Regions from separate parts of the Homo sapiens genome. Here region 2 is linked to region 1. The links are chromatin loops, found by intact Hi-C in ENCODE. Cell type or tissue: gastrocnemius medialis. All regions are shown on one strand. Links, peaks and the distances in the headings refer to the core of each region. The heading gives the core; the rest is flanking DNA.

What was found. Hi-C counts contacts between places; a loop is a spot of excess contacts. Peaks named below come from ENCODE experiments on the same cell type or tissue, not always from the same donor. Only the 100,000 strongest peaks of a DNase experiment are listed, where the experiment ranks them.
Region 2: a loop joins it to region 1, with 5 times the contacts of the local background. A loop is called at or near these places in 1 of 110 quality-filtered maps.

The regions. Positions count from the first base shown.
Region 1 is chr4:23,288,901-23,293,305 of GRCh38, reverse strand. All of the region lies in intron 13 of LOC105374524 (a long non-coding RNA gene), which reads right to left. Among named protein-coding and RNA genes, the nearest start is that of PPARGC1A-AS1, 480 kb to the left of the region's middle. In gastrocnemius medialis, for the core only: no CTCF peak of the experiment used is centred there; DNase peaks (open chromatin) are centred at 843 and 2,415; H3K4me3 peaks cover 1,532 bases; H3K27ac peaks cover 3,100 bases.
Region 2 is chr4:23,236,056-23,240,460 of GRCh38, reverse strand. All of the region lies in intron 13 of LOC105374524 (a long non-coding RNA gene), which reads right to left. Among named protein-coding and RNA genes, the nearest start is that of PPARGC1A-AS1, 530 kb to the left of the region's middle. In gastrocnemius medialis, for the core only: no CTCF peak of the experiment used is centred there; a DNase peak (open chromatin) is centred at 2,490; H3K4me3 peaks cover 423 bases; H3K27ac peaks cover 2,548 bases.

The DNA.
Region 1 (4,405 bases), core at 293-4,292:
TTTATTGTATGTAGTTCATTTGTAGCACTTAAACTTAACAAATCGGTTAGAGACATAAATTTTAGAATTAGACTTGTAGATTCTAACCCTTACTCTACCACTTACTCCTCCTGTGTGTTATCTGGGGCAATTTTTCTTATCAGTAAAATGGGAAAATAGTACATAGTTCATAGGGGAAGATTACATCAGTTCCTACATATAAAGCACCTAGTGCTTGACATATTGTAAATGTTATAAGAGTTTACTACATTGGAGTAGTAGAATTGGGACCACCCAAAAACATACTCCTTCCCAGAACCTGTGAATATGACCTTATTTGGAAAAAGGGTATTTTTAGATATAATTTACATAAGGATTTCAAGAGGACACTAGTTTGAATTAGGGTGGGTTCTAAATCCAACGACAGGTGTCTTTCTAAGAGGTAGAGAGGCCGGGCGTGGTGGCTCACACCTGTAATCCCAGCACTTTGGGAGGCCAAGGCGGGAGGATCACGAGGTCAGGAGATCAAGACCATCCTGGCTAACACGGTGAAACCCTGTCTCTACTAAAAATACAAAAAATTAGCCAGGCGTGGTAGCAGGTGCCTGTAGTCCCAGCTACTCGGGAGGCTGAGGCAGGAGAATGGCCTGAACCCAGGAGGTGGGGTTTGCAGTGAGCCAAGATTGCGCCACTGCACTCCAGCCTGGGCAACAGAGCAAGACTCCGTCTCAAAAAAAAAAAAAAAAATAGGTAGAGATAGACACCCAAGAGGGGAAGGCCTTATGAAGATAGAGGCAGAGACTGAAGTGATGCAGCTACAGCACGAGGAACACCAGGAAACTGTTGCACAGCTGCCACAAACACTAACAGCGAGGCATGCAATGGGTTTCTCCTTCAGAACCTTCAAAAGGAACTAACAGTGCTGACATCTTCATTTTGGACTTCTGGCCTTTAGCCCTGTGAAAGAATAAATTTTGGTTGTTTGAAACCACCCAGTTTGTGGTAATTTATTATGGCTGTCCTAGGAAACTAATACACACATTCAAAATGAATTTAACACCTCCCTCAAACCAAGGCAAAATTCTTACCTTCCTGTTCTATTTCTCTCCTGTGTCCAATGCCCTCCCACGTTCGGTGAAATCATCTAGACTTTTACTTTCAGTTTATTATAACTGTGTGTTGTGTCTTCATATTTTTACAAATCATTCTTTAACAATTGTTTTAAGATTAACAGCCAATATATCAATAATAATTTAGACAGTTGTAAGACCTACAAATATCTTATTCGCTAATGTTCCTTGAATCCTACGTCTTTTTTCTACTAGGAAGCTTTAAAATAGAAAGCAAATGACAGGGCCCTAACAATTGGGTTTACAGGGTGTGCTGGTGCTACACCTCCTGTAATCTATGCAGTACATAGCATAAGTTTATACATGTGAAATATAATTCATATAGGTAAATGTTACCATAATTATTATTAACTTTATCATCATCATTACATTTAAGACAACATGACATAAACAGTTGCAAACCTTCACATGGCAAGAATAGGTGAAAAGTGTAGATTAAAAGGTGTCATTTTTGTGTGTGTGTAATCACTTTTTGCTTTTTTACTTTTCAGTCCTTTTCCTACGTATCTCTCCCTCTACTTAAAGACTTAGTGTGAATGTCAATTACTCAAGCCTGAATTAAAAGAGGTGAGAAATCTTTCTATTTATCATGTTTATGATTTTCATACAACACATCTACAGAGCCTAGGAGCATTAAAGGAAATGCAGTCACCTTTGATTTTCTGTCCAATTATTTGCATACTTTTTGGAGAAAAGTGACAGAAATCAGCACTTTTTAAAATGTATATTCATTAACTTCCAAATGAAATTGCTCTAACTGCCCAGAATAGTGTTTGGGATCTTCCATCGGCAACACTGACAACTGTCTTATATTTCATGGAATTATTTAAAGTGAGTTCCTGACTCACATCCATATTTTGCCAGCCATTCATTCATTCAACAAAGATCTTTGATCACATGCCCTGTGATGGGACCCGTTTTGGGCATAGATATTCCTGAAAGTGAAGAAAACAGATAAAATCCCAGCTTGCATGGAGTTTTCATCAGGATTTTACTGACCAGGATCAGGATCAGGATTTTACTGACCATACACAAAGCAAATGAATATGCAAGTTCAGGTAATGATAAATGTCACAAATAAATTAACACTGAGAGAGACAGTGTGAAGCTACAATACTTTGATAGGATTTGATAATACCCTGTAAATAACTGTTTTTCAGTGGGTGCTTTACTTATTTGTTTGCTTTTCTGGCTTACTTTTAAGTTGACACAGGACAGGAAAACTCCAGTCATCCTCAAGGGAAAAGAGGTCCTGAAAAGAGGAAACAAGGAGAGACCTCACGGAGTCAAAACAGGTGTTCACAGGCATTGAATACGGAAAATGACTCAAGCTGCTTAGGATGAGACGCATGGTCAGAATGGTTCAGCACAAGGGATATATAACACCCTGAGGATTAAAACAAAGGTAGTGTCTAGAATGTTGCTGAATATGACAAAGAACTTTTAGATTAGAACTCCAGGAATGAAGAAGATGAAGAAAAACAGACCTCATGATTATCAGCTAAGGCCACTCCTAGCTCAATCATGTGTAGTCAGTGACTATACATACCATCAGTAAAATAAATAAATATTATATCTATTTAATTGTTCTATAATCTGCTCATTCTTCTTATTCATGTGGCTTATCAGAAAAAAATTGCTATAATCTTTAAAATTCCTATAATTAGACGGATTTCCCATATTATTTAATTTCCTTTGAGAAAATATATTTAAATCTAAGCTTTTTGAATTAGCTATTGCTTTAATCAAACTCCCAAGCTATTGCTTAAATTGACAAACATATATTAAAGGGAAAAAACAAAAGAGAGAGTGGGAAGGTGGACATGCCGGGACGCAGGATCCATTTTAGCAGCCAAGGAGCAACATTAGCGAGTGTCAGTGACCAAGAACCCACATAAGCAAAGATGAGGGCTCCGACAGAAGGAAGGCAATAGGAGCTATATTTACTCTATTGGACATTTTGCCAGGAGGATTTTTACAGTGTTGTACATTTTCATCATCCATCTCTTACACTTTGATGTTCATTAACTCATTTTTAAAATGAGCCCAGAGGTTTCAGTGGCTTTGGTTTTGCTATTTAAAATGGGCAATGGTGTGCTGAACAGATGGACTCACTCTAGACTATACAGAATGCATGAAATAGTCACTTTGGGAGTAAAAGACCCTTTTTGTTCCTCATACCAACACGATCTCCTTATAACTTCAGCACATCTAAATGCTTGATATTTTATGCACATCCCATTTAGATAGAGCTCCTAAATAAAAACTCTCAGCATTTTCTCTTTTGCTCATCTTATTGGCATTACTGTAAAACTTGGTTCATTCTCATTCCATGGAAGCAGCAGATTTTTATATTGATTTGATGGGTATGAAGTGAAGATAAATCTTGATGTCCATGTTGTTCTTTCATTGGGATGGAAAGCTATTGACACTGCAGGAATCAGGTATCCATATGCCTTTTAGGAAAAGAAAAAGTGCCCCAATCCCTTGCACAGCACTTTTTTTTTTTCTCAGTGTACAGATATCCCGTAAGGTATGCCTCTCCAAAATGGAATTGGCTTCCTTCTTAAAACTTGCAGACAAGATTTACTCGAACCCACTGTTTCTCTATTCAGGTCCATAATAAGATGGTCTACAAGTACAGTAAATCCACAATATTTGCAAGTGAAGATGGGTAGTCTCACACTTAACCATATAATTTTTTCTCAAAGTTTCTTTGCAAAGTTTCTTTTGGGAACTTGGGACATTTTCTCATGAGTCTATCATTCTTCTTTGGCAAACTCTGTTAGCTTTCTCTATTGGTACATGGGATGATGTGGTGAGCAAGTGGAGGCTGAAGCCCTCCAATCCCATAACCACCAGAATAAATTTTAACTCATGTGTTCTATTTGTTTACATATTCTTCCAGAATTCCACAGCAAAAAATGAATTGAAGCTATTGCGCTGGTTTCCTTGATCAGCGATATGAAATTCTAATTGCTTTCAAATTGTCCAGCTACAGAATTCCTTGAGATGCCCTCAAAAGCCATTTTTAAGCTCCTTCTCAGTATAGAATTGATGTCACAAGAAAATATGAGAAATCCTTCAGAAATTAAGACCCCAAACAGAAGCAAATCCAGAACGGTAATTGAGCAAAGAAGCTAAAAGCTATCTTGGTGCAATAGGCAAGAATAGTAATCTAGAGCTTTGACCTTTAATTATCACATAGGTTAAAAAAAAATAATAAAAGATTCTTGAGCCTGCTCAAAGTGGGACACGGTATAGTGACTTCTGCATAATGTCATGACCGTCAAAAG
Region 2 (4,405 bases), core at 71-4,070, 53 kb after region 1:
CCTTGACCCTATTTGCAGTGCTTGGTGACTTTCTTCTCATTCTTCAAAACTCAATTTTGATATTAGTGTCTGTCCCTTCTTTATTTTCCACTTCAATTTATCTCCACATATCACCTTGCTCAGACTTAGAGAGGTTGGACAGTTTTGCTACTTCCTAAAATCCAGCCAGGACTTACTACAATATTCCCATTGACACACATATTACTCAATATTGCTAAATTGTTAAAAACGTAAATTGTGAAATCAGGACAGTTTTAATTTGAGCACTGCCACGTATCTCTGAACATTCTAAAAAATATGTTAGTGTATTAGTCTGTTCTCATGCTGCTAATAAAGACATAGCCAAGACTGGGTAATTTATCAAGAAAAGAGGTTTAATTGACTCATAGTTCCACATGGCTGGGGAGGCCTAACAATCATGGTGGAAGGCAAATGAGGAACAAAGTCACGTCTTACATGGCAGCAGGCAAGGGAGCTTGTGCGGGGGAACTCCCATTTATAAAACCATCAGATCTCGTGAGACTTATTCACTATCATGAGAACAGCATGAGAAAAACCTACCCCTATGGTTCAATTACCTCCCACTTGGTCCCTTCCATGACATATGGGGATTATGGGAGCTACAAATCAAGATGAGATTTGGGTGGGGACACAGCCAAACAGTATCCATTATTCTTAGTTTTCTCACCTAATTTTTTTAAGTAAAAATAATGTCAATCTCATAAGGTTGTTCTGAGAATCAAGTGAAATAATGCATAGGAATTGTTCACCTCAATGCCTAGAAATTAATGAAAACTAGCTGCATGGATAATTTTCTTGCTAATGTGCAATAAGAATTTTTATTATTCTGTTTGGTGTCTCTAGCATCTTTTCATGGTGACCGTCTCAAGTATGAAGCATTTTAATGACCCATGTCATAGCCTTCTTCTGCTTCATATCTCAAATCTAGAAAAGCTAATCCAAAAATGGGTGATTAATTTAAATTTAACATCCAAAGAAGCATGTATGTTTTCTCTATGATTTTCTCTGGAGATGATATATGCCCGGCTGTTTAAGACCTAAGCCTATCATCAAGGAGATTGATAAGCACAGATTGGTGGAGATGGAGTTGGTGGAGATGGGAGAGTCACATGCCAACCAATTTACTGGCAGACAAACAATCTTTTCTTAAAACTGCAAAAATTTGACTACTACACCAAAAGAATAGTCTCTTGATTTTTTTTCTCCCTAATCAATGACAGACCATTCTTATTTGGCATCCTCTCTCCATTTCTCTCATTTTGTGCTTCCTCTATCCTTTTGCACATGAAATTTTTTCCTCACCTTGTACAGATTTCTTGAGAGAAGTTGGAGCAAAGTCACCCATTGTTTCCAAGTTAATTTAAAACGACATTTCAGAACTATGGACAGCAGGATATATTTATTCTCCACATCCAAAGACATTTTCTTTACACTGTATCTTAGTCAGAACCTAACCAGGCTACCTCTACCCGTAGTGAAAGAATCTATCAGAATAAAAAAGAATATATACACTGTTTCCAGCACCACCACCTCTATCCTGGTATTGAGATGAGAAAAAGACAAACTCAGGTCAGGAATTTTGGAAGAGAGAGGTTCTTAGACCTGTGGCAGATATAATGAATATGACTATAGGGCTTCTATGACAACAACTGAAAGTTAACAAGAGTATAAGCCTATAAAACTCAACAATATAATAAGCTCAACTTGGAATTACTTGTAACTTTAATATTTTACAATTGATATTTTATTTTTTTTCTTTTTCTTCAAATCCCCAAGAGCCATATTAAAAACTTTAAACAAGTGTGAGCTGGTGTGGTCAGCCTATAAGAAAACACATGGAATTGGGTTAAAAACTGAGGTGCTGGGCCTCATTCTGCTGCTATGGCCTTAGGAATATTTATCTCCCTAAGCTTCAGTTTTTTCATCTATGTTGTAATATGCTAGTTTAGATAATATTTAATTAAGGTGCATATATTTCTACAAACTAAAATCAATAAATGTATTCTGAAGTATTCATGTCCTTGGACAGAACTTTTCACATTTATAACTATGCTGACAGCACCAAGACTAACAGTTCCTATTGTTCTAAAGTCCTTACAAGCATTAAAATTTGTTAATTCTATGAAATCAACTTAACCATTACCACAGCATTTAAGATAATTAAAAACTGAGTATATTATGTTTGAATTTCTAATAAGCAAGCATGTGACTATAAAAGATGATAGTCCAGAATTATCTTTCCAGAAACTAATGAGAGGGTGAAAAGAAAGATAACACTAAGAGTCTACCTAACATAGACTACCATGGTGGTTACAATCCCACAAAGTGCTTTCTACTGACAGACTTCATATTAACACTAATATTAAATCATTGCCAGGATTTCCAACCAGATGGTCAGCAGTCACGAGCTCCTTGCTGAGCAGCTCTTGAAAGGGTGCCAAAGCAGTGGTGTGGTTCTCGTGATCTTTCTGGATATCAGCCGTGTTTTGCCCTGTGTGACTTATGTCCCAGGGACAAACACCAGCTGCAAATGGTCAAAGCACAGTCATTAGGCTGCAATACCACATGACCAGAAATTGCTCTTTGAGATGAGGGATGGTGGTAAATGCATATAATTGTCCATATTCCATAATAACAATCTACCTATTTATTTAGATTTAATAAAATGCCTTTCAGATACCATAATGTCTAGTTACACTTTGGCAGAAATCTAGAGGAATGGGCAACTTTGTATTCACCCAGGTTTATGAAACCAAATTATTCTATTTGTCCTATTTGTATTTGGAAAGGTATTTGAACCTTCTTACCTGACTTTTGTGGGCATATTATCAGGCTTTTAAGAATCTTAGTGTCTTAGATCATTTAATACTTTTGTTCCTTTGCTAGAGTCCTTTCAAGATGACTTTGTGCTATATGCCTCACTGTGAATCAGACATGGTGAATTTTGATTCCAAATTTTGTAGCTTAAGTGAAAAGTGTTAATGAAATAATTTCTGAAACTTTTTCCGTTCTCTGAGGCACAATGGTGAATACTATAAGAGTAAGGGCAGCTTATCATATTACTTTTCTACTACTGATATATGACAGTTGAAATGGCTTTCCTGAGCCTCTGTAACATGAGTTGAGAAACCAGAATGAGTCTCCAGTAGCCCTGACATCTATGATTAATGCAAAAAATAAATAGAAGAAATTTCAACTTTGTAAACTTCTTGAGATGGCATATCATTTGTCACAAGACTTGAAGGTTCTTGAAGATTCTGAGCTATTGAAGGTAGGAGAGTGAAAGAAGGTGAGGATGTGTACATCTATTGTTTTTTATTCATGTAGCATTTAAATAAGATTAATCATATTTCTCACTACAAATGCGATTTTCATTTTAAAAGTATTGAAAATTATAGAATATTATAATAAGTAAAAATTACCAATAACTACCAAAACCAATATAAACATTTGAAATTTTAAAACGGAAGCCTCTAGTCTTTCTTCTCTTCCAACACACACACATATACACATACTCATTTTTATCGTTAACAAAACTGAGATATCTCCTTAGTGTTTTCAATCTGATTTTATCATTTGGAATTCACCTTGAATATTTTCTATTCCATTAAATATTTTTCAGCAATATGAATTCAAATCAGCATAGCTTGTGCTTTCATATGGACAAACTATAATTTATGTATTCAATCTCCTTTTTGTGAAGTTAGTTTGCTCCCAAATTTTACCACTACAAATGTGAAATAAAGATCCTAATAGAAAAACACTTCTGCAAATGTCTCATTATTTGTATATAAATGCCCCCAAATTAAATTACTAGGTCCAATGCCAAAACTGTTTTTTTAGGACTTTGAAACAAATATATTGGAATATTCTTTGAATATACTTCATATTAGAGCTATAGAAAATATCGCTTCTAAGAGTGCAGAACATTATGGACAAGGAAAAAAAAATAAAAGCTGCTCCAGACAGAGTAAATAATTTTCCCAGCAAGCATTGTTAGAACTTGAGATTAGAGTCATAGTCTAAATGTCAATTCAGTGTCCTATGTCTTTCTCTTTCCCTCTGACAAAGAGTTTCCTTTTTATTACTATATTTTTAATAATAAATTGGGGAACTCCAGAAGAAACATGCTCCTTGGCTCTGTCCCTCCAAGGAGAGTGCAGTGGAAAGGAAGTCAGTACGCTGTAGCTATCTGTGTGCCAGCATGGGACGGAAACAGACCCAGACTCAGCACTCCTCTCATGCTTTCTGAAGACAGAGCTACTGGAGTAAGACCGTCCTTTCGTTCCCCTGAAGCTATCTTATCAGCTTCTGCTCCTGATCCCCTGTGGATGCAGGGGAATTGTTAGCATAAACCCTCCCATCAACAACTCAGTCAGCTGAA